Regions from separate parts of the Mus musculus genome. Here regions 1, 2, 4 and 5 are each linked to region 3. Evidence: chromatin loops called from intact Hi-C (ENCODE). Cell type or tissue: left cerebral cortex. All regions are shown on one strand. Each heading gives the region's core, and the rest is flanking DNA. Links, peaks and the distances in the headings are about the cores only.

Region 1 (6,100 bases), core at 787-5,786, 200 kb after region 3:
CATGAGATGACCCAAACGTGGGCCTTCAGAGCTCTCACCTTATGGGGGAGCCTGCTGGCTGGCAAACAAGTACAGAGACTCAATGAGAGCATTGCTCTCAAACAGACTCAGCTTGTTATTGTGTTTCTTTAATCTTGCACATTGCCCTGGTTTGCTGTGCCTGGCAATATGTTCCATCCAGCTCAATTAGAAATTAGTCTGTTCCATCATTATTCTGTGCAAATTTCATCTCCCTCTGGTATTTGTTTATTGTTGTTTTGTGCAAATTCCTTCCTTCCTCTGGCATCTATCAGAAGAATCGCTCACACGCCCCTCAATGCAGCAGCTATCCCAAGATAGGACCTCAGAAAAAAAAATCCATCAGCCTTCACAAGATCTGTGCAACCAATGCAAACCCAAGAACACATGCTAAGCCCAAAGGTGACTGTGGCTTCTCCAGATGCCTCTGGTCTCAAAGGGGTTTCGACTCCAAGTACGCCTTGGGGTGGCAGAGCAAACAAGTACCCCAGATCCCAGCCCAGCAGAACAGAGAGGTGCAGCGACCAGGTTGGCACTCCCTGGGAGTCCTCATTTTCTCAGATTAGAAAGTCAAGTGTTAGAAAGAGCTGGCTCTCCTCTAATTTAATTTGGCCCCATGAGGCAATATCACTGTTGCCACAACAGAATTGAACACCAGCAAAGCTCTATTCCACTTCTCCAGCACCCAACTCCATAGGGCTCAGAGTGAGAACTCTCCCATATAAAAGAAAAAACATAAACAAATCAAATCCTTCTTCTCAGAGATGAGTCTCGGCAGACACACTCTGGACAGCAGTTCATTTGAAATCTCACTTGGTATGTGTCCCCACAGAGGAAGGTAACACTGCCGTGCCTAAATAATGACTAGAGGAAGACATGAAGTTACCGGAAGTGTTTCTGTCTCACCCTGAACTCTGTAGCTAACAAATGTATAAAACAGAGCACAGATGTTTAAAACTGGCTTTGTAAAGAAGAACGTTACATGCGGATATTCCGAAGACAATGTTTCCTGTATACTACTAACTCCAGAGCAAGGAAGAGACATGACCATGCTACTCTGTTTAGCTTCCAACTCCCAGCTGTCCCTTACTAATACAGTCTTGTTTGTGTGAACAGAACACGACTCGGGAACACAGTGAGACGTCTGTGTCGTCGGGTCCTGCCACTATAGACTCGACTAACCATGGATTGAAAACATTAGGGAAAAAAATAAAACTATTTCTGGACCGAGCATGCCATGTTATCATTAATGGTGTCTGACAACTCTTTGAAGTGCATTAAACTTTGTTTATGTTTTATGTTTTATTAAAACATGTATTAAGAAATGGAGATGACTCAAAAGGTGCAAACAGGTTATATGCGAATGTGATGCGGTTTTATCTAAGGGGCTTATCTGCACAGTAATCCTGAAGCCAGTCCCCCACAGCCACTAAGGGACAACTGCACTTTGTTGTTGTCATCAAAGTTAAGGAATAAGAGACCCCCTTTCTAGCAGTTGTCTACTATAAGAAGATCCATTGTACCGGCCTTTGCTTCTATACTGTACTAGAAACTTTCCGTGAGAAAGGTCAAGTGTGACCACTATGACTTGCCTCAAATGAAGCAAGTTAAGTCCACGAATAGAAATTCATAGATAATGGCTCCTGCCAAGGCCTCCTTACAAGCAAGCTTATACTTTCTCTCTTGCTGTGTGTTGCCCAAAGAGGAAAGGCAGCAGCTTTGCACCAAACCTCCATGCACCTACACAGCACCTGCAGAAATTATTTTAAAAGTGCATAAACTTCTAACATGGGTGTCTTCGTAGAGATAACAGGTGTCTTGGAGGTGGTTTTGTTCCCAGAAGCAAAACCAAACAATTTGCTGAAGATCATGAATTTATATTCATTTCCAGTTATGAAATAGTAGAGGGTTTCTGAAGGCACTAGCCATCGAGGCCAAGGCAAGGAGCCTCAGCCCAAAGGATGAAGCACTTAAGAAAGAACAGGGAGGACTGGGCTTGGTGGCGCACACCTTTAACCCCGGCACTCAGGAGGCAGAAGCAAGTGGATCTATGTGCGTTCGGGATCAGTCTGTTCTACAGAGTATACATAGGGAATTCCAGGACAGCCAGAGTCATGCAAAGACCCTGTCTAAATTTTAAAAGAAAAAAGAAAAAGAAAAAAAAAGAAAAAGAAAAAGAAAAAAAGGGAAAGAAAGAGAAAAAGAAAAAGAAAAACTCGAAACCTGAAGAATCTTGTGGTGAAAAATCAGTTCTCTCTCTCTCTCTCTCTCTCTCTCTCTCTCTCTCTCTCTCACTCACACACACACACACACACACACACACACACACACACACTGGTACCCATATTCACACATACAAAGAGTTCAACCCTAGCACAGAGGCTTGAGGAAACAACCAGAAAGATGCAGTCTAAAGAAAAACCTTTAGAGTCAGATTTGCCTCTAGCCCAAGCCCCAAGCTTCAGGTTCACTTTCTCTAAAACAAACACAGTAATAATCACATCATGGAACCACCATAAAGCTCAAATAAGACAGAACATACAAGCCTGAGGATAAGGCTCAGTAGATAAAGCTCCTGTCCACCTGGCCAGCGTGATCTGACATCTAAGCACTACTTAGAAGATGCACTGGTTTGGTGGCCATGTGTAATCCCAGAAGTTAGGAATCAGAGACGAGGTTATTCCCAGGGCAAGCTGGCTAGCTAGACTAGCCGGAATCAGCCAGTTCCCAGTTCAAAGACCCTGTCTCAATAAATAAATTAAGAGCAAATTTAAAAAGAAAATGTCAACTTCAATTTTCCACATGTACCTGCACATATACATATGCACCCACACACATTCCCACACTCATTCTTACACACAAGCATGCACACACACACACACACAAAAGAAACAATATGCTAAAATACTTCCCACAGTGTTGCCTGACAAATAGAACACAGTCGATACCAGCTGCCTTTTCTCTCTCCTTCTCTGTCTTTCTGGGTTTTCTTTCCTTTACTTTTTATTCGCTTAAATGAGAATTCTTACAGCAGCTAAAATAAGGAGTCCTTACATACATATTATATAGTCCTTTACAATATGTATCTGTTGCAATACCATTATTTGCAAAGAAAAAGGAAGTAGTAATTTTAACAGAAAAGTGCCAGATTCGTAGCATTGCCTGCTAAAACCTTTAGCTTTACCATCTACAGGAACTATTTGCTCTTGGGGTGCAGATTCTGAAAGAAAAGAAAAATTCTCACGGGAAAAATCATCCCCCCAAAAGAACAGCCAATGAAAGAAAAGATAATGGGGGGAAAATCTAGGGGTATGTAAAGGAGTTTATTTGACTTCACGAAGTAAAAAGTCAGCAAAATGAATAATCTGCCTCCAGAAATGGTTATTTAAAGGTTTTTTTGTAAAGGGCTCTGGTTCCTAAAAAGACAGGAGTCACTGCATATGCCCACCCACTCTTCATTTATTTTTAAACTCTAGCTTATATGTTCCTTAGCAACAAGAGAAGCAGATGAGACCCCCCTACACACACACGCACATACACTCACACACACACAGTCCTCCAAAGCCCCCTTCTTCACACCAACTTTCATTCTACAAATATTCGTGTTCTTCGAGGCATTTCCACCTGCCTGCAGATCTCCACTCCACCACCTCAAATGATCCCCTACATAGAAGCTGTACCTCCTACTCTTGCTACACACTTCTGCATAGAATCTATTCCCCCAAGGGCTTCCTGAATCCACTCCACTACCTCCCACTAGTCCCCCATGCTAAGTCATGCCCAGAATCCTTTCATCAAGACCATCGGGTCCACTGCCACCTCTGAGTCCAGCACAAAGGGTTACCAAGGCCAACAGGAAGACCATTTGCTATGACTGCCTGGCTTGCTTTGGCTGAGCAGTTTATGAGTTCAAGGGTCAATGACTGAAGCTTGGAGACAGCAACTCTCAGGTACTGGTGTGTAAGCATCACCTGAGGAGTGTAACAGCCAGCATCACCCACAGAGAGTGGAGGCTATTCACCTGGGGATTGCAAGCCATCTGACCAGCCACCTGAGGTGCTGTGTGTGCCAAGTGTCACTTGCCTTGAAAACTGTGAGGCTTTATTCAAGAAGAAATAGCATCCAAGAAATAAAAGCCACCACAGTGGCTTTCAAGATAGGTCAGTGTCGTGTACTGTTCCTCTCTGGCAAAAATGCTCCTGTTTCCGTGTCTTCTGTGACAAACACACTTCCACATGCCTGTGGGAGCATTTCACCCAGGAAGCTGCACGCCCCGACTCTATGCTTTTCTAAGAGAGAGCCTCAGAGAATGACCCCTGCCAAGAGGCAAGCTGAAGTGATTTCCCTTGCAAATTCTGGCTTCACAGCCCTATCCAATGAGGAGTCTCATGAATACCAATGACCCAGGAGCTTCTCTTAGCCCAGAAGCCCAGACCCACAATGTATTTCACGTGATAACACCCCCTCAACTTACAGCTCCTAAATTAGGCTGAATATAGTTCCTGTTCCCCTAAGAGCCAGACAGACCATCCTAAGTACAATTGAACTGCCTGTGTCCTAGCCTACCTCCCTAGACCTACCCCACTCCTCCCCACCTGCCTATTTTTAGAAACCGAAAATATAAAAAGATCCATTTGGAACTGATCTGTGTGAGTAACTAAGAGGACAACTCAGGTGGGAAACCCCCTCTGCGCACAGAGAGCAAAATGCAAGCAAGGGATGGATGCAGCAGCAACCACCTGGCTACGGATGGAGACCATTTAGGAATCAGCAGAAACCGGCATTTAGACACAGAGCACATGCCCTGATGACAGGGCCTCCAGTCCAGGCAATGCCTGTGGGGATTCCAGTGATTCACACACCTGCCCCCATAAACAGAGCACACCCTCGCAACCCACACACCTCTGTCATCTGCTTTTGCTTACATAACAGCACATGGTGTGACAGGCTTAATACTTTAGATGGTTTTTCTAGAAGAGAATGCTAACCCAAAAGGAGGAGGGCTCCAAAGATGCTTTCCTTGACCCGCCCCCCCCCCCTTTCCAAGTATCACTCTGAGACCCAGCAAGACTCTGCTTATGGCCTCAACTTTTAAAAATCACCAGTGAGGGTGGTCTCGGCGCCGTCTCTCGTGCCTGGGAATGGGAGAGCAGTGTAAGGAACCTATGAAATCTTCCCTTTGGTTTGGATCCTCACACAATTGGGGCTTCATAAAGCGTAATTGGGTGGACGTTCACCGTACACTGTCCTAGTGTCAAAGACACATCCAGCCTCAGGTGCCAGTGTGATCTCTTCTCACCAGCACTGGGACGGGGGGTGGGGGTGGGGTGGGGGCAGGGGGTTGGGGGGAGGTAAGCCTGGGAGTAGGCTGTCCACACTGAGAGAGGGAGAGAACACACAGGCATGTAACACCAACACCCACTGACATACTTACATACCTACAAGAAGAGACCCATAGCTCACTAGTCTTTAACAGACAAGAACGTCCCATAAGGATTTCTGTTCTGTATGGCTTATTCTTTGCTGCCTGTCAGAACAGATCTCAGCGATCCGGTTAGTGCCCAAGGCTCACCCAGTGAACTCGGCAAGGATGGGGGAGTGTGGAGATGACACTAGCCTAGGGACAACTTTGGCAACTCTTCTAACTGGGCATGTCTGGGTTTGCACCCCATACACTCACAGATGTGGTTTTGATCTTGTTCTGACCTTAGTGTTCTCTTCTGTTACAAGTGCACCCCTCCCTGGGTGTTACAGGGAGAAGAAGCTGGGGCACCCCACTTCTTCTCTTCAACCCAGAATTAGAGGATGAGAACAACATATCCCCAGGAGAGAGAGACAGATAGACAGACATACATAGAAGCAAAACCACGGAGGTACGAAGGTTGAAGAGAGAGAGAGAGAGAGAGAGAGAGAGAGAGAGAGAGAGAGAGAGAGAGAGAGAGACTGAACCCCAACTCTACAGAAGTGCCTCTCTGGAGCTAGAGCAAGTGTCCCCCGCCCTGGGCGGCACCTGTCTCGCTAGCTCCCGCGCCTACCTGTAAGAGACCTGCTTCCGGAAAGTTAAGTCCCTCAGCTTCTCCTC
Region 2 (6,100 bases), core at 684-5,683, 350 kb after region 3:
TGGGGAACGCCTCCTGCCGGAGCGTCGCAATGGACCAATAGGGTGCTAGGGTCTAGAAATGATCGACTGAAACATAGATCAATGAGCTAGGGAGACCTGGAGGAGCCAACCAATCAAATAGCGACAAGAATACATTTTTATAAGAGAGGGCGTGCGCGCCCAGTGTCCTCCCTAAGAGTCTCCGCTTAAAGGAGGTTTGTTTCGCGAGTTTATTTCCTCAGAGAAACCAAGCGGATTGAAGCGCTGTCTACATTTCAAATTAGTTTAGGTCGCGTGAGTCTGTCTGGATTTAAAAGAATGCACCACATATATGAAAATGCGCACGTGAGCAGAAATCTGAATTATCACAGTTCTAGCACACATTCATTGCTAGCTTTTTATGTAGTTTTATGGCCTTTATTAAACAGACATTAGCCAATCTTGCCACACGTTTCCAAGTCCTAAATCAGAGGGCTAATTTTTTTTTTTAAATTCATAGGATTTTGTTGTTTTGTTTTTGAGACAAGGTTACCTGTAGCCCAGGCTGTCCTCAACTGCACTGTGCAGCTAAGGCTGAGCTTGAACTCCTGATCCCTCTGCCTCACCTCCGGAGAGCTGGGAGGGACTGCACGGTTATGCCACTAGTGCCTGCTTCACAGATCTTTTATTCCCAATGGAGTACCAGGCAAAAAAATGAGAGGATGGCCAGGTGGGTACTATTCCAGATACTGGTCAAAGAGGTAACGGATACTCTCCTGAGTGTCGTGGATGAAGTGGGGCTTAGGGGAAAATAAGTGTTTTAATGGCTGCAAGATGCACCCCAAAGTGAGTGTTGGGAAAGAGATCTAAGCCTTTGACCCCCTTAGAGAAGAAAAGGCCTGCTCTATAGCATTTTCCCCCAATGTGATTTTTCTTCTTCCCTTTTGAGGTTTCCTTTTATGGAAACAGCCTTAGTTGGCTATAGTTTAACCATTTTACATACAGGGCTGTGGTTCCAGGTGGTTCTTACAAGGGGACAGTCAGGTATCAGGTCTACAGAGAGTTTTGTCTTCTTCAGAGCGTGGTTTTGCTGTGTGAAGACAGAAGTCTCAGAACTTTACACTGTCTTTAAGCAACTTTTATTTTTCATGTAAAATGAGTCTGCTTGTCTAGCCTAGGATCTTTTGAGACTATTTTAATATTTAAATACAGACCTTTCTTTTTATTCTTTCTATCTATCTATCTATCTATCTATCTATCTATCTACCTATCTTTCCATCCATCTATGTTTGAGACAGGGTTTCTCAGTATAGCCCTGGATATTCTGGAACTCACTCTGTAGACCTGGCTGGTCTCAAACTCAGAGACCCTCCTGCCTCTGCCTTCCGAGTGCTGGGATTAAAGGTGAGCACCACCACTGCACAGCCACACATTTTTTTGTTTTTGTTTTTCGAGACAGGGTTTCTCTGTATAGCCCTGGCTGTCCTGGAACTCACTTTGTAGACCAGGGTGGCCTCGAACTCAGTAATCTGCTTGCCTCTGCCTCCCAAGTGCTGGGATTAAAGGCGTGCACCACCACTGCCACACATTTTTTATACAGTAGTTTTCTCGACTTTCCCGTAAGCCTTTGGTCTTTCTTTTCTGACCTGTTAGTCTCCTTCACCGCATCTCTTTTGTAAACCAGTCTTTCAGTGTTTAAAGCCCTGTTTCCTTTTTACAGGGAACTTATCATGAGCTAGTAAGGTTGGAAATGTCCATTCTCCTTAGCATAAGGGCACAAGCATTTCTCTGCCCAACATAACTGCATCGGACAAAGGTTGGTTCTAGTAATGCCCCAGTGGTAGGCAAGCATCCACAATGACCTCCAGGTGTCAGCACCTTTGGGCATACCCCTCCTCTTCAGTGTGGGCAAAAATGTGGATTACCAGCCAAGGAATTGAGGTCCCTCAAGCCTACAGCCCATGATTAACTGAGTTTGTTAATAGCCATGGAAGAAGGTTCTCCCCCATGTGGCTCTTCAGATGGCTACAACTTGTGAGGGAACCCAGGTCACAGATGGCAGGTGAGCTACACAGATTTCCAGACCCACAGGTTCTATGTTAAAAGGCTTTAAGCCACCACATCTTACCTTGTTAAGTAAGGAGAAGGATCATCCACACCCTGAGGTTTGAGTAACTTTAGGTGATCCTGAAGAGGCTAGTGTGGTCCATGGATTTCTTCAGTCTCCTCTGTCTCATGCATGATTTTCCCAATGACTGAGCACAAGAGTCCTTGCTAGTACATTCTCCTGTTTCCCATCTTGGATACTAAAGTCATCCATTCCCCTTCCCTCATCAATCTTAGTGCTTGGCAATGTAGTTTACTGTTTCTCTGGCTTCTTAGCCTCCTGTGGAAGCTGCTGCCCTTGTCCCTTCTCTATTATCAACTGTGTGGCTAGACACCATGCTTCCTTAAGCCGAATTCAGACACATGATGAGCCAGCCAGATACTCTCCTGATTTCCCCGATATTATTTGTTTTCTGTGCCAGCCTCTTTACAGATTTGCTTTCCATGCTTGCTTTCCCCTCACCTCTGCCATTGTCATTTCTAGAATCAACACTTGACAGAGTCTCACATCATGAAAACAGAATCCACCTTCTATATTGACCTGACCCTGTTCATTGGTGCACTTTGTATTTGATTAACCAGCAAATATTAATTCCTTGAATTTACCTTTTTCTTGTTAAAGATTTATTTATTTATTTTATGTATATGAGTACATTGTAGCTGTCTTTAGACACATCAGAAGAGGGCATCGGATCTCATTACACATGGTTCTGAGCCACCATGTCACTGCTGGGAATTGGACTCAGGACCTTTGGAAGAGTAGTAAGTGCTCTTAACCGCTGAGCCATCTCTACAGCCCATGAATTTCCCTTTTTCATCTCCAAGATTTTTAGTTTCTCCAAAAGAGCTGGTTAAATATCTGGAAAACCCCAGAGAGCATTTTGTGCACATATATCTGGGTATAAAACTCCCCCATTGAAGTAAATTTGGTCTATCGGTCACCTGTTTCTGGACTCATATTTACAGAGAAAAGAAAAATCATGTTCAGTCTGAGCATGAAAATGTGGAAACCACCAGGGGGAAGATACATTCCAGCATGGTGTTTCTCAAGCATTCCCTGGGTTATAGCTGACCTCTGGTCTGAAGACTCAACAAAAGAGACTGAAATTAATGATAGTTAGAAAGATACTGATTCTTCTCCCTTCTTCTACACCTGTGATTGTTTTTAGAGCATGGTGTATTTACTTATTATGCATGTATCTGGGGTGAGAGGGCTTGGATGTGCCACAAGGAGGATGGAGAGGTCAGAGGGCAAGGTGCATCCTGGGAATTCAACTCAATTTCTCAGGCTTGGTGGCCAGTACTGTTACCCACCCCAGCTTTCTGTCATCTTTTGAGAATCTCCTTTCTGTGTTAGCACTGTTCTTTGGAAGGGGAGTAAATTCTGACTCGCTTCATCTTGCCCGCTTTTCATTCTTCCTGCTTTAACACTCATGGGATTTTTGTTTGTTTATTTGTTTGTTTTTGTCTCATTGATAGCGTCCTGCTAAGTTGCCCATGCATACACCACCATACCCAGCATCTGATACCTGCCAATGGGACTTATTTCCCAGTCTTGAGGAATTATATCATTGAGGAATTATTACAATTATGATAATGTGATCAGAAACGAGCTCCTCCTCCACTTTTTAGTTTTTTCACTTTTGTACACACAGAGCATGATGTCTGGGAGAAACTGCAGCCTTTCCCTAAGAAGTCTGAGACACAAGTGTAACCCACATGCGAATGGAAGGCGCTGAGAAGGAAAGGGCTGAGAACGGAAGGGGCGCATGATCACTGAGGACTCAGCTGTCACGTAGAGGTGAGCATGAGCCCCATTTTAAAGGCTGTGGTGGTTTTATTAAAGAACTCAACACTGTTTTCGGGGGTAATAAAATGAGCTTAAAGGAATAGGGGGAAAGGGAAGTGTTTAACTTGGAACTCATGTGGTAAAGTTGGCGGGGACCAGGTAGGTAGGGGTAAGAACATGTGCCATTAAAGTGATGAGTTGGAGTCTCTCCCTGCAGTTCTTCAGGAAGGGATATGGAAAACTACTGCTGACCTCTAAAGTACTCCCTGTGAAGAAGGGCCAAAGTCATGCACACCTAGGCCTCAGTGGATATTGGCGGTGGAGAGGAAACAGCAGAGGACTCTTGGGTGCAGCCTCACTGCCTGCAGCAGAGAAGAAAGTCCCTCTCTCCCAGTTTCTGAGCATTGGACTATGAAAATCGAATGGAGATCTGTGCAGAGACTTCCGCCAGCCTTGACAAGCGTATATGGAGAGACCAGGACACGCCAGCCTTGACAAGCGTATATGGAGAGGCCAGGACAACAGAGACAGACTGAGAGGAGAGAGCTGCAAGCGTCCACATTGTCATGTCTCCTGTGTTATCCTAACCACTAACCTTGAGATGGCACCTTGGGCATCACAGCATAAAATGCCACTCACAGGAATTCACCTGTGACATAGAGCCCACTAATGCACTGTGGCACCTCCAAAACTCCAAGCAAACTGGCTAATTGTTTTTACAACTTTTAATTTTGTTATTTTGGAGACAGGCTTTCACATAGCCCAGGCTGGCCTTGAACTCACTATGTAGCCAGTATGTCCTTAAACTCCTGGCCCTCCTGTTGCCACTTCCTAAATGCTAGAGTTATAGGCACATAGGACCATGAAATTTTAGAGATGGTGATGTCCACTATAATCCCAACATTCAGGAGGCTAAAACTAGCCTGGGCTACACAGCAAATTCCAGGCTAGGCTGGGCTACATAATATTTTTTCTTGAAAAACAATGTTTTTTTTAATCAAACTCCTACATATATTCTAAATCTTAAGGTGGGCTAAGAATATAAATGCCAAACAAAGCAAAACCATACGGGGAAACTAAATAAGAAATACTCATAATTTTGATGTGGCTGGGGCGTGGGCATGATTGAGAACATGGGAAACAAATAGCTTAGGCTAAATTTACATGTATGCGTACATTAAATGAAATTAAATGAAAGAGGAAATGAGGACTGTATTGCTTACTTTTTTTTGGACAGGGTTTCTCTGTGTAGCCCTGGCTATCCTGGAACTCACTTTGTAGACCAGGCTGGCCTCAAACTCAGAAATCCGCCTGCCTCTGCCTCCCAAGTGCTGGGATTAAAGGCGTGCGCCACCACCGCCCGGCGGTTACTTTTCTATTGCTGTGACAGAACACCATAGCCAAGGCTGTTTAGAAGATAGGGGTTATTTGGCTTACAGCTAGAGAGCAAGAGCGAGAACGAGAGACTCTGTCATGGTGGAGAGGTGTGGCAAGGGACAGGTAGCGATAGCTAATGTGGTGGTGGGAACAGCTGAGAGCTCACATCTTGAACCATAGGCAAGGAAGCAGAGAGATCGAACCAAGAATGACAAAGAACTTCAAAATGTCAAGCCACCCCCCAGTGATACGGTTCTCCAGCAAAACCACACCCTCTAGACCTACTCAAGCAGAGTCTCCAGTTGGGGACCAAGTATTGAAAGGCCAGAGACTGTAATAGGCATCTCATTCAAACTGCCATAAGAAAGGAGAGATGAGGAAAGGGGGGTGAGGAGGTAGAGGGTAGACATGCTCAACTATATAGTTGTAAGAAAAATAATTAATTTAAAGAAGAGGCCACTGTTCAGAGTGTCACAAGGGACAAAGGCTCCTTGAAGGAAGCAGGAAAGCACAATCCATGCTAAGCAAACGTCAGAGAAGGCCCTGATTTTAGTCATCGCTACAACGCTGCCACCCTGTGGCTGAAAATGAACAATGCAGCTAGTTAACCAGAAAGGTCTCTTGGAATCCAAGTCTCACCTTTATTACAACCACTAACACCCAGGTGAACGTGCAGAACCATCCCTCAAAGAACGTCCTTGTGATATTATCCATCCCGTACTACCCTGGAGGCCATGGCTATTCTGGTATCCATGGGCTTGACTCGCCAGTTTTTCTTTATTTTTAACGTAACATGAATGGAATTCCTATTGATTATTCTGATGTATCTATGTGACATGTATGGTTGATTCTCATTATTCACAGCAACTG
Region 3 (6,100 bases), core at 731-5,730:
ACATTACTCTTTTTCCCCTTTTAAGGTTTTTGACACATCATCTCACATACTGTCCAGACTAAGTCTTAAGACTCAAGGAATCCTACGTCAGTCTCCTGAGTCTCTGATGCTACGGGTGGTCGCCACCTTGTCTGGCCTCTATGATGTCTTTCTTTCTTCACTATGGTTCAAACTGTTGTGACCCTCTCTGTTCTCAGACATTGCTACCCTCTCTAGTCTCACAGTACTACCCAGTCTCGGTATGTGCTGGCCACTCCCACACACATATCTACAGGCAAACCCATCTGGGGGCAAAGGGGAGACTTCAAACCTAATACTTCTGCAACTAAACTCACCATCTCTTGTTTTTTGTTTTTTGATTTGCTTTGTTTTTTAAATCCTAGTTGTTCAATTTTACCAATGAAGACTCAGAAGAGCAAGATGCTGGGGTGAAAACCTGCTGTCAGAAAGTACCCAGGTGACTTTTTTATACCACTGATGTCCCAGCAGGAAAAAAACCTCCCCCACTCCATCCTGTTTTAAATACCCTTCAACTCAAAACCCTCCTTTCCCTTTCCTGGGTTTTCTTATGTTCTTTCCCTGTCAACTGGTTGCTTGCTCTGCCTCTTTATCTATCTGGCCTTTATTTAATCCATTTACAAAAAGATTTTTGCATTAAAGCTGTGTGTGAGGGCAGTGGTGGCACTCAACTTTAATCCTAGCACTTGAGAGGCAGAGGCAGGTGGATTTCTGAGTTCAAGGCCAGTGTGGTCTACAGAGTGAGTTTCAGGACAGTCAGGGCTACACAGAGAAACCCTGCCTCGAAAAAAAACAAAAAACAAAACAAAACCCAAAAAAACAGAAAAGGAAAGGAAAGGGGAGAGGAGGGGAGGGGAGGGGAGAGAAGAGCAAAGCAAAGCTGTGTGCTAGGGCTGACCACACCACAACAACCTGTTTACAATAAACAGACAACTCTTGGATAAAAGGTTTGTGGTAGCTGAGCCATACCACAACCAGTCCACAATCTTAGGGTTCACAATGTGATCAAATATTCTGCATCTTCACATCAGATTCATTCCTCAAATAACCTTCTTACAACAATGAATCAGTTTTGCTCAATGGAAGCTTGATTTATAAGGATAACTCCCCACACACCCAAAATCCTTCACTAATTCTTGCCAACTTTACACCTGTAAACTCATCTTAGCAAGCATGTTTCTCTCAGCTCAGACACAATTATTTCTTAACCTCTATGGCAAGAGCTGCTCTAATTGTCTCTATGTCCCCAACAGCATCGACCCTCATGATGTTCCCTCCACACTGCAGGCAGCATAATATATTCTACTTAGATAGCGCAGTGCGAACCTGCAAATCCCTGATGACTTCCAGCCTGCGTCCAAGGAAGTGGAAGCCTGACTTCCACTGTCTAGCTCTAACTCTCCTCCCAAGTAATGCATCTTACTAAGCTCTCACCTAGGCTTATGTGCTGCTGCTGTTTCTGTCTAAATGGTTGTCTCCCTGTATCTCACATCGCACCCTTTGCCCTAGAAGAGTCCTAAAAGATTCAATCAGTGCCCACATCTCTCAGAAAGCCCATTATCTGGCTCTCTCTCTCTCTCTCTCTCTCTCTCTCTCTCTCTCTCTCTCTCTCTCTCCCTCCCTCCCTCCCTCCTTCTCTTCCTCCTCCTCCTCTTCCCCCTCTCCCTCTCTCCCTCCCTCCCCCCCTCCCTCCCTCCCTCCCTCCTTTTCCTCATCCTCCTTTTGTGGACTAGAGAGTACAACTCAGACCCTAGTTCTAAACTGTCTAGAATAATGGGGAACTCCCCCAACCCCACTTTTCCATTTCATGCGTTAAGACTCTGGCTCCCAAACCCACTCCACTGACAGAATAAAGTACAGTATACCGAAGAATCTTGGAGACTCTTTGTCCTTATTGACACATTAAGAAGAAACTGCTGTATAATGAGGGGAGACAGACCTCATTTGTCAATCCTAGGTGAATCCCTGGGAGATTCGGTGAACCTAGGAGAGTTCAAGGTGCTCTCTGAAACAACTCACAAAACTCACTTCTCTTGGCGATCTGGAGCCTCCTTCCCGAAATGTTGGTTTACATCTGAAATTAATCTGCCATTTGAAGAGAAAAGTATGTTAATGTTAGTGACGAGCAACAGGTTGAAGAGAGCTACCTGAGACCAGAAAGCAACCAATAGTGGTAGACATGAAGGCTATAAACCAAGCCCAGGAAGAATAAGGAATCCGTTCTAGCCTGCTCCTACTCTCCCGAAGCATCTCACTAGACGATCCACAGAGGTACAGTGCCATTTCACACCTCCAGTCGGCAGTCCTGCATTCTCATCCATGCAGTCTAACTTCAAACAAACAAACAAAAACGTTCTTAGCCCATGAATCTGGAAAAATGGAGACCAAAGTCACAGGTAAAGTACATGGCAGCTGAAGTCATCCGGGTAAGTTGGGTTTTTTTTTTTTTTTTTTTTGCTTTTTTTTTTAAAGTAGAAAATATAAACCTGAGAAGTCCTAACTGCTGTGATAACCATTCAAACACACGCACAGATATTCCCTGTAAAAGGACTCAGCACTGCCTTGCTCTGTGGATGAGAAGTGTCCTCGTGAGCTCTTTTGCTCCTGTATAAAGTGAAGTAGAGTGCAGACGAGAAAAATCTAGTCCAAGTGTTAGGCATGGCTGTGAGATATAGGTTGACAGCAGCTGGAGGTGCTGGCGAAGCTAAGCAAACATTGTACAAAGCTAAAATAGTCCCACCGTGATTGCCAAGGGCAGCGCACGAATATAGATCCCACTCAGTGTCTCGCCTGGACACGGAGGAGGAATTATAAATGAGAGCAGCAAGCAGCTCTCTCGCAGAGCTCTGCCCTTCCCCCCAGATGGTAAATGAATAGACAGTTCAGAATCCACTTCTGGAGACAAGACACCACCCTTGGGATGCCACTCCTGGCTTAGCCACACATTTCATGCTGCACCAGCAAAAACTGCTGCCCGTGAGGTCTGCAGCAGCATCTGGGAGCTGCTTTCGGCTGGCTTGGCTAACTCTCCCTTCGAGCTCCTTTAGGAATATGTGAACTCACCGAGAGAAACATATGGAAGCTACAATCTTAAAAGGCTTATTGTAAGTGTTGCCAAGCTTTCCCAAAGTTCAATGCAACATAATATCAAATTAAACCCAGGAAAACAAGACCATGGCTGACCTTTATATATTGTCTTTTCATTGTTATTCTGGTAAGTCATCCTGAACTCAACAATTTTTGGTTTTGTTTTTTAAAAAGTTAGACATTGACACCAGATCTTGGTAAGTGACCGAAGCCAACACACTCGCCAGCAGGTGGCGCTCGCTTACCTTCTCTAGTTGCTCAATGCAGGCTGTGTGGACCACGATTTTGCAGACGGCACACTTCCTCCTGAGAGCGGATTTCTACAACATTCAATTCAAAATACAGGAGAGAAGTGTTAGCAAGCTGTTCTGGAGACTTCCCTGGAATGAACGCGAGACTCCTTAAATTAAGCAAAATTGTAAGTGCTTCTGTTACTAAGCAAATTGAAAACCCCTAAACATGTCAAGGTAACTACCCACAGGCACACCAGTGGCCTAGACAGGCTTCTTCGCAATATAACAGCAATACCTGTTACAAAGAGGGCTTATAACATAAACCAAGGTCTTTAGTCTGTTACACCAGTTTTAAGTGCTACGCCTGAACAACGCAAGCACTGTCCTTACGTTTTCAAACTTTTTCACACATTCCAACTTCACTCTTGAGGGACAGAGTCAATATTCTTATGTACAAAACAAGCATTCCACCCATACTCTCGGAGGCTGCATCTCCATGACTGGTTGCTTTAAGCTTCTGTTCTAGGCACAAATCTCGTCGGTGCTATTTGGGTTTCTACCCAAATCTTCAGGAGCGAGATTACAAGTCGGGATTCACACCCAGGAAGCAACAATAACAAACCACTAGCAACAAGGACAGCGTGGGCCACTGGTTAGAATACAGGTCTTGCTCTATGCCCTGACAGGCACATCACAGATGGTCATTCACTTAACCTTTACAGCCTTGTGAAGTAGGGATAGCCCTTATCTATCCCTGCTTCACAGGTAAGAAAACCCACACGCAGCCAGTGACCGGTCCAAGATCGCCCCATTAGGGCACAGCACACCCAATGTGTCTGGCTCCTAAGTGCCATCAAATTTAGCCTTGATTTTGGGCACGCGTTTAAATTCACAGAGAAAAGCTTTCTGGGGTCTATGTTATCTCCAATGATTAAACACTCGAACATGGTGCACGTAGAGAGATGACCGTATGGGCTTCTGATGTCACTCCTGCCAGCATCGCCTAGGGATGTGCAGAGGCCTCTACAAGGACAGGCCTGAGCAAGAGCTGCCTGCCGGGATAATTCTGTTGGATGGTAGTAACTACCACAGCAGCAAATGCAGCATGTAGTGTGTGAGGATCTTAAACTTTCTAAAGACTGTAAACAGTTACTTTCTTCAACAGGCTCTTCTTCAAACCAGTGCTTGCCTCCCTTAGGTGATGAATTGGAACCACATAACAAATCATTTAATGGGTTAGCTGTTATTTTTCATGCTAAGACACAGCTGTTTTGAACCTAGCATCATACACATAAATATACATATATGCATACATATATATATTAATAAACTAAATATTACCAAATAAATATTAAATATTATAATAAATATTACACCAAACCTATTTTGAGCACAAAAACTCATAATAACAGAGATTATCAAAGAGCCCACATGGGAAAGGCTGGGAGTGCTTGTGCATTTGGAAGGTGTCAGTGTAGACTGCTGGCAACCTGTGACTGATGGCTGGCTTCCCTGAGGAAGGACAGTGGAGCCCAGTGGATCACACCTAACACTTCTGTAGAGACAGGGCCCTGGAGGGACAGACAGCCCTGGGGATGCTGGGGAAGGTAGAAGAAAAGAAACTGTCACTTTTTATTTCCTCTGTGGACCCATCATCCAAGTCTAGACATCAGTCTCTGTGGATAGCATTGATAACTAAGTCACCAGCTTCCAGCCGAGTGCACAGAACACCTCAGCAACAACACTGTGTGTCTGTGAGCTCTTAATGTGTGATCCCCCTCTTGGCATTGGTCTTCCTAACATGATGTAGAACAGTAAGTATGTTTGGCAACTAATTTTTCAGACAACGAAAGATAAGGAAAATCAGAACCTAAGGCTATCGCTCCAAGTGTCTTCCTCTACATCCAAAACCAGAAGGAGGGCTAGGGAGGAAGAGGAGGAAGGAGGGGAGGAGGGAGAATACACACAGCCATGTGGGGAAGAATGTGAAACCGAAGAATCACAGCGATAGCAGCAGTCCTGAAACAGCAGCAGCAATAATACAATTGGATTGCAAATGGTCATAACTAGAATGCTCATAAACAAATAGCCATTGCTCTCCTCTTTCCTATCAGTGTCCTGGTCAGATCTCTGCTTGAGCACCACCTACAGAAAGTGCATGTGACATTTGAGTCATGCCACTAATGGGACTTACCATGAAGCTAAGGAAACCAGAGTTGATAACTCTTCCAGCCCCACCACCTACCTGATCCCTAACAGATTAGGGCACACACATGTCGGGCAACGCTGCTCAAAATGGGCAAACATTTAGGATGGATTCCCAGCACCACAGTGCCTGGAAAGCATCCTCATCAATGAGCCCTATCTCCCTATGCTATTGTGCGTAGGGTCCTCTTATTTAGTCTATGGAGCACCGGGAATTCTAAAAAGGCACTGTATTACAGGAAATTATCAGGCTTCCGAGTCATTGAATTTGAACTCCTTCCTCATTATCTGCCTTGAACCCAAGAAACATTACAACTGTGCCTCCTCAGCTTTTAAGACAAGCCTGAAAAAAAATGCAGAAATACCGGGCTCGGTTGATGCTTCTTAAGTGAAAGCTAGCATCTCATGGGCAAAAGAATGAAATCTGAGTTTTATTTCTGGCTCTTGGTGGTGACTTGACTTTCTGGTCTGTTTGGGGGAAAGAACATTGAACATTCTGGTCTCCTCTGTTAAGAGTTACTCCAACTGGGCCTGTCAATCATGTGGCCATGAGTCCA
Region 4 (6,100 bases), core at 518-5,517, 100 kb after region 3:
ACACACAGACACATACACACACACACAGACACACACACACACACACACACACAGACACACACACACAGACACAGACACACACACACACAGACACACACACACAGACACACACACACAGACACACACACACACACACACAGACACACACACACAGACACACACACACACACACACACACACACAGACACACACACAGACACACACACACACAGACACACACACACAGACACACACACACACAGACACACACAGACACACACACAGACACACACACACACACACACACACACTCTAAAAATCAGCACAGCTGGGCCAAAGCTCTCCCCATTCTCAGGGATTGAAAACACTTGGCTTATTAATTTTGATTGAAAGAGCAGCTTCCTCTGTCTCTCACATTAGACTGCATTCCCAAGATTCTGGTCAAAAAGGTGAGAGCCGATCGGCACTGCCTGGCGCGGACTCCAGATGTCATGCTTCAGTTCTTTCTCCTGGAAGCTGATTGAGGTCGGACTCACAGGAAACTCTCTAGGGGTGGGCAGTCTGGCTGCCTGTGGTTCCAGACTCTGGTCCCCAAGCAAGAATTTCAGCTACGCCAGGTATATCGGGTCGCCCATTAAATCGTTAAGATGTCTCCAGGAGTTCAGCACTGTTATTCTATTTTTTTTCTCAAAACTACAGAACGGGAGACGGTCTCGGTGCCTCGTGCCTGAAATGTAAACTAGAAATTTCTCAGGCCACCCCCATCCTTCCACCAGACCCAACAGAGCCTAGCTGCTCTATGTGTGTTCAAAAGCCATGCAAATACCAAATCAGGGAAAGCTCTAGAAAGCACCTATGTCTTGTCAGTGACTTCATGCTCAGACTATGGCCGAAGATGTAAACTTTTCTCAAACACAAATTATCTCTGTGCGTCATGAGGCCGTTAAAGCTGATCCCTCTACCTGGTACTACAGAAGGGCTACAGGTGGGCAGACTTTTGAGGTGGCTCTGGACCAAATCCTAATTCTCTAACACAGAGAATGACAGGGAAACCCTGCCTCAGTTTCCTCGTCCATGAAAAGGGTTAATACATTATCATTTTAAGAACTACCAAAAGGGGGTCACCCCTCGGTACATGCAGGGGATTGATTCTAGGGTGCCCTAGAAGAGCAAAATCTGTGGACAGATCAATCCTCAAAACCAGTGTAAGAGGGTTGGGGCATGGTGGTACATGCTGGTAATCTGCAATGGGGGAGGTAGAAATAGGCAGAATTCTGGGGCTCAATGGCTACAAGCTCCAGGCAAAGGAGAAGCCTTGTCTATAAAAACAAAGAGGACAGCGCCCAAGGGTGTCCTCTGGCCTCCAAATGCCCATGCATACGTGAATTTGCACATATACATGCATACACATATATACATTCACATAAATACCAATAAATACTGAAGTCCCTTATTTAAAAAAAGAGTATGTATTTACGTGTAACATACAACTTAACTCATGTGCAAATGAATTACTTACAATACCTAATACCATGTAAATGCTATGTAAAGAGTTACACTCTATATGTCTAGGATGACAAAGGAAATGACAAATTAAATTTCTGGAATAGTTTCTGAGTCATGGCTAGCTGAATCTGTGCATGTAGAACCTACAGATACAACTGTACTTGAGCCAATAAAAACTCTGTCCTTGAGCCAGGACTTGTCACTTGTTGCAAACCATTTAGCTCTCCTTTCTTGACTCTCCCTCAACCAGAAACACCACAAGAGACAGAACAGCAGGTGCCACGCATGTGTAAGGCCTGGCCGAGACCTCTTCTCAGTGTTAACTAGGAAATTATGTGAGTGTGCCAAAGCCAGGCACATTTTTTTTTTTTTTTTGCATCAACATCAGTACCATACCAATGTTCATCCCTGCACAGTTTTATGGATGTTGGGTGTTTCTCCAAACAAACCTCACAGTGACCATTTGAAACACCTGGAGAAGATACTGGTGAACAAGGGAGGCGGGGAGGATGGGAAGGAGAAGATACAGGAAACACCAGCCACATCTCAAGAAGAAAGTCAATTCCACAATGTCCCCCAGGTTTATCCCAGCTCCTGGGTCTGAATATATTTCACTCTTCTATATACTGATGCCTTCCAGTTCAGATCAGTGAGAGGCTGTGGTTTCTGCAGTAAATTCTGTTGGAAGTCAAAATGCTTTGCTCCCAGGGGTACCTGTGCGTGAATGATTAGACTAAACAAAACACAGGTGCAGAGCTGATGCCAAAACCTGCTTGCCAGACATGACCACCTGTTTCCAAATATCGATTTGAATCACAGAGAACAGCAGTCCCTTGTGAGCAGAAGTGTAACTTGGTTAAGGTAATCTACCTACGCATATAAATGTGGACACTCATGAGCTCACAACATTGGGTAATTCCAAAGATCACATTGAGAGATGAAAGTTCTTGATTCTACCATTCTATCCAACCAGAGGTTACTCTCTCACAACAAAAGTCTAGTTTTTCATAATGCTCTTTCATCTATAAACAATGTGTTCATGTAATCCTGATTCTTGTAAAAAAAAAAATATTCCTATCTCAAATTTGTATTTGCCTCATGGTTAGCTATTTCTTAGTGACCCAACTCACGGTGACTCCAGGCCAGTACTAATTGCAATATCAAATAAATAGTCTTTAAGAATGATCTCCCATAAATAGTTCCCAGGTTGAGTCAGAGTTACAGTGTACCTCCTTCCAAGGAGGCAAAGAGACAAACGTGTGCTGTTCTCACATGCCAAAGGCATTTCTTTGGCTCAGAGATTGTTCCCAAACTAATGATTGCCATCCTCTTGCCACCCCCACCCCCTGCGCCCACCTTCTGCCATTCCCATTCCGTCAGCTGTGGCAGGGGTGGGTGAGCTGTTACATCCAAGGGGAAAAAGGAGAAGAAACAACTTTTTGATCCTTCCTAGTTTGGGCACCCTTTGCACTTGGAGCAGAATCAGAGACGCTCTGAGCAACTCTGCAGAGTCAGAGCCTGGGGGTAGGAGTGGAAAGGGTCTAGACAAAGTCCTGCTTCCAGGAGTCACATGTGCACCAGACAAACTCTGCTCTCCCCTAAAGACACGAGTGCATCTCCAAGTCACCCTAAAGGCAGAGTGCACACGTACACACTCACAAGTACACACTCAGGAACAAAAGCCCAGGAGTATAAACAGCCTATGCAGCCCCATGTTGCCTCATCAAAGGGGACATTTGAAGCCTTTGCACGCTTAGAATCTAGACTTCTAGATTCTACGACAGTGTTGTAAAGACAATGAAGTTCTCAGGGAGGAGGACTGAAGCCGGGAAGGAAGAAAGGAGTGCATAAACCCGACCTATCTCAGCAGTCGGGTGCACACTGAGTCTGTATAGACAGCAGAGTCTGTTATATAAGGCATGGGAAGATAAAGACTTGGAGCCATAAAGTGTCTCATTATGACCTAAGTAAGGGTCCTCTGGTAAGAGAGGACATCAGACTGTGGGAAGCTGTTGAACACTCATGTGTGGGTTTCTGCCCTGCAGAGAGCAGAATGATGATATTTTTCCCCCTTTTCGGTAGAGCTAGCCTGACTCATGGAAAGGATGAGTTTCATGGGCTTTTATTCATGTGGCTGGAAAGCAGCACACATTTCTTCCCCTTCTGGAAAACTTGAATCTAAAGAAGTAACTGAGGGCATACTTTGGACCAGCGTATTATCGCTCTGATAACGGGAAAAGGCTGCACAAAGTGCTTTGTGTTTGCAGAGGTAGGGTTCTGGTCCGTGTGTTTTGGTTGGGGGTTATTTGAATTTTTGCTTTTGTCACAGTCTAATTTAGGACTGACACTCCTTGACATTCCAAAGTGTCCTGAGACATTGTGCTGAAGGTGCACAGTCATCTGCTCTTGGGGAACAGAATCGAGCCTGCACTCTCAGGAGAGAAGCAGCATGGCCTTCCCTCTTCAGCTATCGGAAGAAGAGCTAAACCACATGATGGGCTACTAACCCCAAGGCAGCGTGAGCTGAGCTTGAAGAACCCAGGTATGGAGCCATGTATTATCAAGTCCCATGTGATATTTTCAGAGACATGTTTGTCCAGTCACACTGTGAAATATCCCTCCATACTGGAGGTGCACTGGGAGTTATCTTAGGAAGAAGTAACCCAGAGGTTAAAAAAAAAAAAGCCCAGGAACAGGCAGAGTCTAGATTCTAAGCATGCAAAGGCTTCAAATGTCCCCTCTGATGAGGCAACATGGGGCTAAGCCCAAAACACACAGGGCAGGGAACTCTACAGCTGAGTCCATGCTGTGGCTCTGTGAATATAAAATACTCTGGGAGGAGCTGCAAACCATTGCTCATTGTGTCTTCCCTTCTCATTATCAGAATAATGCAAACTAGGCCTCATGGTGGTCACTCTCCTCCATTTCCTCCTCTTCTTCATCTTCATCTTGCCTTCCTCCTCCTCTTCTTCCTCCTCTTCCCCTTCCTCCTCTTCTTCTTCATCTTCTTATCTTCCTCCTCTTCCTCTTCACCACCACCACCATCACTATCCCTGAGCATCAACTATGTGGACAGAAATGAATATCCTACAGCCATGAAGATAACAAGGCAAGATACAGGCTTAACCATCATGAGCTGAAAAAAAAATATAAGTCTCTGAAATCAATAATGCCATTTGCATTGTCTTAGCTTTTGGTCCATATAAAAACTTCTAGAGACAGTTCTGGTCAGAGTAAAACACAAGCAATATGAATCTGAGCTACAGGATAGCACAGGAAGCTAGCTACAAAGGTCATCAGAAACTGACTTTCAATCCTCTGTTCCTGGAGCTGGTGAAGTGGCTCAATCAGTGAAACACATGTCGCACAAGAATGAGGACCCAAGTTCCAATCCCCAGCACCCACATTAAAGGGGGGAAAAGTGACATAACCAAGCAACAATCCCAGTGCTTTAGCCGTTCTACTATCAATAAGCTTATGAAACAAAAATAGACCCTAACAGCTGTTTCTGTATTCTGCCTTTCCAAAGCACAAACTACCAGTGATTCCTGCTTCTAAAATCTGAAAAGGACAGACGAGCAGAACTGTAAAAGAGCTGGAGAGCTGGGCACTCCCCGACATCCTTTAACTCTCTCCTTAGATGTTCCTATGACACTGGCGGCTTCACTCACAAAACCTACTTGTGACCCCCAAGCCAGAGGTGCCAGGGAGCAGTCCCCTCACATCACCCAGGATCTATAAAGGTCTTCTCCCACTCTCTCCGGTCTTCCCTACCTCTCATAAACTTTGTAGGAGCTACCTAAGAAATACCAGTTGGTTTTATAACCTTCACCTAGCAATTACAGGCAGAGGATGTGAAGAGAGACGAGGCAGAAAGAGACTGAAAAAGATTAAATTTTATAGACTCAATGTTTGAGCTAAGGAGACAGTAAAGATAAGAAGTCCGGATCCCTGAGGTCAGCCAAATTCCATCCCAATGGCTAACTGCTAACGTCAGATCTGTGATGAGATTTTCTTCATTATTATGTCCCAACCTGGAATGGAGCTCAATCACAACGTGGTTAAATGTGGGGATTAGCATGCAGTGATTAACCCAGCCAGAGACTTGGAAAGTCTGCTGCCACAAGTCCCAGTGCCAGGAGCGGAGCTGTCCTCTTCAGTGGATGGGCCAATAGGCAGGATCCCTGGGGTCTGGAGCTGTCAAATTCAGTTGTATCTGGCAAGAAGACTTGGGTTGGGGGAGGGGCTGACTGAAGAGACTGGAGAGGTACAGAGACCAGAGCAGTGCTCCAAGAGCACAGAGAAGAGCAGGAGTCATTCACAACTGCCAGCAGGAGGCTGTAACGGACAACAGAAGAGCTTAGAGCAGGAGACCCCAGGGTCAAGTTCTACCAGGAGAGCCGGGAGAAGACAGGTACCAGCAAGGTAGGGAAGACACCTCTATCCTAGAGCGACAAGAGGAGAGGGTCCTAACTAGATATGGGGCCAGGAAACCCCCAGGGTTGCTGAACTGCTAGGTAGGCTGTAGATCCAACTCAGGTCTTCCCACCACAGGCTCTGTCCTCCAGTCTCAGGCTCCCTGAATAAGGCACACAAAGCTGTAAAAAACCCCAAG
Region 5 (6,100 bases), core at 565-5,564, 120 kb after region 3:
GCACACACAGAAACATTCACACACACACACACACACACACACACACACACACACACACACACACACGCCTTTATTTTTCTCTTCATTTCCCAGACAAAGTCTACCATATCTAACAATACCTCAGAGACAGAGGAATGAAGGTTGCCCTTGACTTCTAAAGCTGCCCTTGCCCTGGGTTCCCTCTGGAGGTCTTGCTGCCCATAAAGAACATTTCCCATCTGAATTCCCAAGCTTCAGATTGCACCTCCTGCTCCAGGGAAGCTTCCTCCGGACTCACAGATGGCATGCCCGGGCCAGGACCTCTGTCCTTCCCATTCTGCCCTGCAGCGCCACAGAGCACCTCCCCCTCCACATCTCCACTTCCTCTTCTCACTTCTAGCATGTGCCTCAGTCCAGCTCTTCTGGGCCTTCTCATCTTCCTATTCCCCACCTGCCATGTGACCTCACAGAAATCATCCACTTCTGTGTCCTAGCTGCTTCCAAACACTGTGGCGACAGTGAAGAAGCCCAGGATCTCTGCTCTGCTCTTGAACCTCTCTGCTCTGACTTCTCTCTCTCTCTCTCTCTCTCTCTCTCTCTCTCTCTCTCTCTCTCTCTCTCTCTCTCTCTCTCCCTCTCTCTCTCTCTCTAAGAAAGGAACAGTCACATTCAAAATATCTAAAACTGTCCTCATGGCCTGCCTCTCCGTGTCTGTTCTTCCGAGTGTATCTCATTCTAGAAACTAGCCAGTCAGGCCAGAACCAGAAACCAGCTCGGTACACTTCTCCACCCACACGCAGCAATCAGCAAGCAAGACCAGACCTCCTTCTCTCCCTTCTACACTTCTCCCTCACTTGGGACCTCCTGGCTCTCCTCTCTGGACACATTGCTCCTTCCTTTGAGTTTAGTTAATGATCCCACATCAACTGGTCAAGCCTAAGTCCTTTATCCAATTCTTATGCTTCCCTTTTCCATCTCAGCGCCACTAAACTGCATGAAGCCATGCTATACCTTCCCTTCCGACAGGAGACCTGCCTACCCATGTCCCGTCAGGACTCATTTCAATCATCACCTACTCTGTGAAGCCTTCTGTTCCACATGAACTGCTGCATACCCTTAAAATATGCTCATTGAAGCATTAACCCCAAATATGGCTGGTTTTGAAAAGGGCGGGGGAGGCTCTAAGGAAGTAATTAAGGATAATATAAAGAGTATGTAAGGCTTTGGGGACACTGAGATAGCTCACCGAGAAAAGATTCCTGTCACCAGGCCTGACAACTTGAGTCTGATCCCTTGGAGCGACATGGTGGAAGGAGAGAATGAATTTCCACAAGCTGTCCTCTGACCTTTACACATACATTATGGAGTACCCAACCCCCACCACCAAAAATAGATGAATCGATTAGTGTACAGATTTTTTTAAATAGTGCAGCTCTGATCTGATAAGATTGGAACCTTTATAGAAAAGACACCAGAAAATATATCCATGTGCTCCTTCACATTTCTTCTCTCTCAGAAGCATGGAAAGAGAGGTGGACTTCTATCTAGGAAGACATCTCCCCAGAGACCTAACCCTGTCAGAACCTTGGTTTGGAATCTCTAGACTTTGGTACAGAACGATGAAGCTTTGTTGCTGCTGCTGCTTCCTAAATGATACTCCATCCTTACCCTTTTACCCTCACCCAGGACAAGCTGACCATCACTTCTTGTAATTTGCTCATGGGTCCACCCATCAGACTATCCATGAACTTATAACACAGCGAGCTATGTCTGTGTCTCTCACCCACTAACCTCGGACTCCTAGAGAGGAGAAATGGTGTGTTATCTGCATCCTTGTGATATTTCTCTTGTTCTGATACAGCACTTGCCCAGAGACAATTTGTGCTTGGTAAATTAGCTCACAAATGAAAAGACTTTCAGTTAATTTGTAAGGCTGACTATGAGGTAAGTGAACAATTTACACGCCAGCATAGAACTTTCTTTTCGTTTGGTTGGTTGGTTCGTTTGTTGCTGCTGTTGTTACTATTGCTGCTGCTATTTTTAGTTTTTGTTTTCCCAGACAGGATTTCTCTGTGTAGCCTTGGCTGTCCTAGAACTCATTCTGTAGACCATGCTGGCCTCGAACCCATAGATCCCTCTAACTCTGCCTCCGGAGGGCTGGAATAGAGGTGTGTGCCTGTGACTTGGCTCAGAACCTTCATCCATTCCTCACATCCTCTTGAATGATCTTATTCCCCACACAAAAGGGAACGCTTTGTTGCATCCTGCACCCACACCCTCCTTTCTCTTCTTTCCTTTTAGGGTGCTTGGTGAGTGACCTCCCAACAAGTAGTTTATGTCAAACCCTGTAGGTGCCAGACAACAAAGAAAATTAAAGTCGCTATTTCTGGAGAGCTCTCTCACCAACAAAATCTCAGCGCATGGCCTGGCCCCCAGGGTTTTAGGAACTCTGTCTCACTGCTGAACAAAAGTTATACCTCCCACTCATGATGGAGCCAAGACACAGGATGACTTTATCCACCTGAGAGAGGCGGGCTTGAGAAAAGAAGGAAAAGAAAAGGTCCGTTGAGGCTGCTGTCCAAGTTGCCACCTCTCTCATGCCTGAGCCAGCCCTCTTCTACCCTCAGGGGAGATCAGCTACCTTTGTGTTCCCTCTCCCCAGCTATTTATGACAATTTGCAACAAAGAGCTTGGACCTATATCTCTCTTAGAATTTTTCCTCTTTGAACAAGAGAGCCTCTTTTTTCACGCGCTTGAGCTACATACACTTTGGAGACAATCGATTTCGAAAGGTTTGTGAATCCACTTTGCCACCTCTTTCCTCAGTTAAAACTGCAAGGTCTCCGGTACGCTGTTATCTATGATTCCTAAGCTTTCAGCGCCTGTAGGGCTGCAAGGTCCTGAGGGGCCTTGGCCTTCAGCCTCCCCAGGACTCATTCTAGACTCCAGCCCCACCCCCTGCCCAGACAATCTGTAGCTCCGGAATCTGCATGTGTAGGAAGATGTGGAAGGGTCGGGGTGCAGTTGGGAAGCAGGGGAGGGAAGCAGCTGACCTCCAAAGCCACTTTTTCAGAGCTCTTTACATTAGACTGAGAAGTCTGTGTCCCTCTCCAACCGTGCTGGTGCTATTTTGGGACAGACCATGCTGGGCGTGATGAGGAGATACGTAAGCCAAAAGAGCCGTTTGTCTGTGATGCTGCCAGCGTCTCAGTATTCCCACTCAGGTGCTTTGATCTTACTCAGAAAGTAGCAGCAGCATTCACCTCTCTTTTCAAAGCATCCGTGTTCTTACTGACAGATCCCCGAGCAGCTACAGAAGAGGCTAGCAACGTCTCAAGGGCAAACGACTTCTAAGAAGTTCTTGACCAAGTCCAGATGTAGGCTTGGTAAAGAGGCCACATTAACGTGAACATACCATCTCTCTACCCTCTCTCGGGTACACATAAACTTGGAACATCCCCAGAAAAGCATTCTTGACAGGCTCAGGCCTCGTTGCTCAGGAGTAAAAAAAAAAAAAAAAAGACATTCTAGAAAACTAAAAATACAAAAACCACATTCTTTGCGGCACCTCCACACCACAGCACACATGATAAATAGGACTGAACAGAAAAATGTACACGCCAGAGGTAGACTGAGGCAACGCACTCTGAGTGTTCCCAGCATCCCTGCAGCCGCCAGCCCTGTTCCCAGCCCCAGGTTCCTTCCTTTCTCTGAGTTAGCTAGACCCACCTTACCTACTGATCTCCCCTGCCCTCCCTCTTGCCTTTCTCTCCTTTCTAGTCACTGTGGGTGACTATGGTGATGTCTATAACAGCCAAGAGCCTGAGGGAAGAAATGTCGTTTTCCAAAACTCTGGGCTTTTACCCAGCTGACTCATTCCACCTCCCTCCCTCAGTCCCAAACCCCAGTCTTCCGCCAGCAGCTTGTTGTCATGGTTACTCTAATCTTTATCTGCTTTGCTTGTTAAACAAGCTGGCTTTCCTCCAACCCACCTCCTGGCTGCCCCTACCTCTGTGACTTTACCCCCCTTGGCTCCATCTCCTTCTTTTCCAGTAGTGACAAAGAGAAGGTGCACAAATCCCTGTTCCCTTTTCTCACCTCTCTCCACCAGATTCCATCAGAGCAGTTTCTCTTCTGTTTATTCCTAATGGAAAAGTACCACTCAGGAGGGAAACCACACCTGGCTGGAAACTAAGGCTCTACAGAGGCCCTAGAGATAGAAGAGAATAAGGGACACTACTGGTGAAGTTCATTAAAAACTCTCTTGGTTGGCCAAGAAACTGATTGTTAGAGTTCTTTAACCAACGCACTGGGGTCTGTTGAGACCGCTCTGCCCAAGGAACCACCCACATCACACTAGAGCCTTGAATGCTTCTTCAAAGATACAGTCCTTCTCCAGAAGTCACACAGCACACCCCTCCACTCCTCCACTCTTTTCTTGTCCAGGGTGAGTCTCTTTAGGATGCTCCGGATTCAGCTGGTTCTTGCTACCTTGGAGAGCTTAATTCCACCCAAATGTCCTCCTTCTCTTGTTTCTTAAACCAGCTTCTCTATGCTTACTCGCTTTCCCCTCAGAATACAAGTATAGCTTTCCACCTTTAAACGGGGGCGGGGGGTCTCCTTTTGACTCAAGTTCTTGCCCACTGGCCACACCTTCAGCTTTGGAAATCCACCTTCTTGTCATTTTTCCCTTGGTTTGCATTCAACCTAGTGCAGAACATTTCCCTCCAGAATCATGGCAGAGCCACAGTTGTGAAGAGCTTTCCTACTGACTGACCTCAGTGCACCCCACACGGTTGGTTGTTCTCCTTAGCAAGTAGCTGGGATTATGCCCCAAAACACAGAGGTAAGTCTTCAAAGACATTTCACTGACCTTTGAATCTTGGCTTGAGTGTTTGCAAGTGCCCTAACTTTAGGCAAATGATTTAACCTTTGTTGCCTCAGTTTCCTCATATTTCACTGAGGTAGTAACTTATCTACTCTTTATAGTTAATTGAGATTATTAAATGAAGCAATATACATAAACAAAGACATGCCCCCCCACACACACCCCGTAAATGCTCAAAAATCACTAGTGACCAAGAAATGGATAATCAGAGTTCTTTGTTCAGCTTGCTGGGATTTGCTGAGTCTACTTTGCCCAGGGAGCTACCTCAGACTAGGGCCCTGAATCTTCTTCAAAGATAATCCTTCTCCCAAGGTCTTACCATCACCAAGCTGGTCAACAGTATTAGCTGCCCTGTCTCCTTCTCCTTTGATATCGTCTCCCACTGTCCCCTTCTCCTCCCTGTCTTCCCTCTTGGCTTCTGTCATGAATGCCTCATTAGCTCTCTTAGAGTTTTCAATAGACTTCTGTTCCAGGCCTTCTACCCTTCTCTACTGAATGCTCTGCCCCCTTAATAATCTGTTACATACATTTAAATACCACAGTATATGGAAGCCTACAGAATCTCCTAGACTCCAGACCTTCCTATCTTAGAATCTGTTAGCAATCCTCACCCAAAGCTGCCTAAGCATCTTGAACTCGACTTCAAAAATCTATCTCCAGGAACCATACGACCTCTAGGTGCCACCTGAAAACTGGCACTGTGAGTCATTTCTTCCTCACCTCTTATTAACTGTAGTATAGCTAGGTCATGACCATGTCTAACTGACTTGACTTCTTCAGTTTCCCTCAAGACAGTCTAAACTTTCTGCTATTATCTCTTTCTTGACCCATATTATTTATGATTTATATCGTCAAAAGCATTTCTCCTTTTCAAGTCATTCCTTATCAACAGTTCTTCCCAGTTTTTAAGTCTCTACAGCTCTCCCTGGTCTATGATTTCACAAATGAACCTATGGCTCTACTAAATACATCTCTGGGTCCCACATCAGAACAGAAACAAAATTCTTTAAGGGAGTGGCCTGAGAAGGGATGCCAACATCAGATAAGTATGAAAATAATCTTTGAGATTAAAAAGGCGGGCCTTTCATGATACAACTGTTCTTTCTGGGGTACTCCATGGGTTTTCCTCTCACTCAGAAAGCACAGAACCACAGAGAAAAGGAAATCTGTAGCCCCCCCCCCCCCCGTTCCAGTTCTCAGTCACTGGTGACCATTGCAAATTGGTTTTCCAGG

The links. Peaks named below come from ENCODE experiments on the same cell type or tissue, not always from the same donor. Only the 100,000 strongest peaks of a DNase experiment are listed, where the experiment ranks them.
Region 1: a loop joins it to region 3, with 3 times the contacts of the local background. A loop is called at or near these places in 4 of 42 quality-filtered maps.
Region 2: it touches region 3 in a loop (5-fold over the local background); 29 of 42 quality-filtered maps call a loop at or near these places.
Region 4: a loop joins it to region 3, with 2.7 times the contacts of the local background. A loop is called at or near these places in 4 of 42 quality-filtered maps.
Region 5: it touches region 3 in a loop (2.2-fold over the local background); 4 of 42 quality-filtered maps call a loop at or near these places.

What each region holds. Positions count from the first base shown.
Region 1 is chr6:37,293,510-37,299,609 of GRCm38, forward strand. Dgki (diacylglycerol kinase, iota) reads right to left here. Exons shown (of 34, transcript NM_001081206.2): 1 at 6,054-6,100. Among named protein-coding and RNA genes, the nearest start is that of Dgki, 3.4 kb to the right of the region's middle. In left cerebral cortex, for the core only: no CTCF peak of the experiment used is centred there; DNase peaks (open chromatin) are centred at 1,811, 3,654, 4,459, 4,815 and 1 more place; H3K4me3 peaks cover 3,237 bases; H3K27ac peaks cover 2,405 bases.
Region 2 is chr6:37,442,346-37,448,445 of GRCm38, forward strand. It overlaps Gm33318 (predicted gene, 33318), which reads left to right and starts at 165. Exons shown (of 3, transcript NR_166917.1): 1 at 165-688; 2 at 3,720-3,865; 3 at 4,071-5,060. In left cerebral cortex, for the core only: no CTCF peak of the experiment used is centred there; no DNase peak of the experiment used is centred there.
Region 3 is chr6:37,094,202-37,100,301 of GRCm38, forward strand. Dgki (diacylglycerol kinase, iota) reads right to left here. Exons shown (of 34, transcript NM_001081206.2): 4 at 3,351-3,425; 5 at 2,047-2,103. Among named protein-coding and RNA genes, the nearest start is that of Gm52857, 190 kb to the left of the region's middle. In left cerebral cortex, for the core only: a CTCF peak has its summit at 3,332 (motif pointing right); DNase peaks (open chromatin) are centred at 2,857 and 3,364.
Region 4 is chr6:37,197,434-37,203,533 of GRCm38, forward strand. The region is part of intron 1 of Dgki (diacylglycerol kinase, iota); the gene reads right to left. Among named protein-coding and RNA genes, the nearest start is that of Dgki, 99 kb to the right of the region's middle. In left cerebral cortex, for the core only: no CTCF peak of the experiment used is centred there; DNase peaks (open chromatin) are centred at 628, 2,952, 3,419 and 5,016.
Region 5 is chr6:37,212,732-37,218,831 of GRCm38, forward strand. The region is part of intron 1 of Dgki (diacylglycerol kinase, iota); the gene reads right to left. Among named protein-coding and RNA genes, the nearest start is that of Dgki, 84 kb to the right of the region's middle. In left cerebral cortex, for the core only: no CTCF peak of the experiment used is centred there; DNase peaks (open chromatin) are centred at 874, 2,531, 3,196 and 3,865; H3K4me3 peaks cover 231 bases; H3K27ac peaks cover 2,015 bases.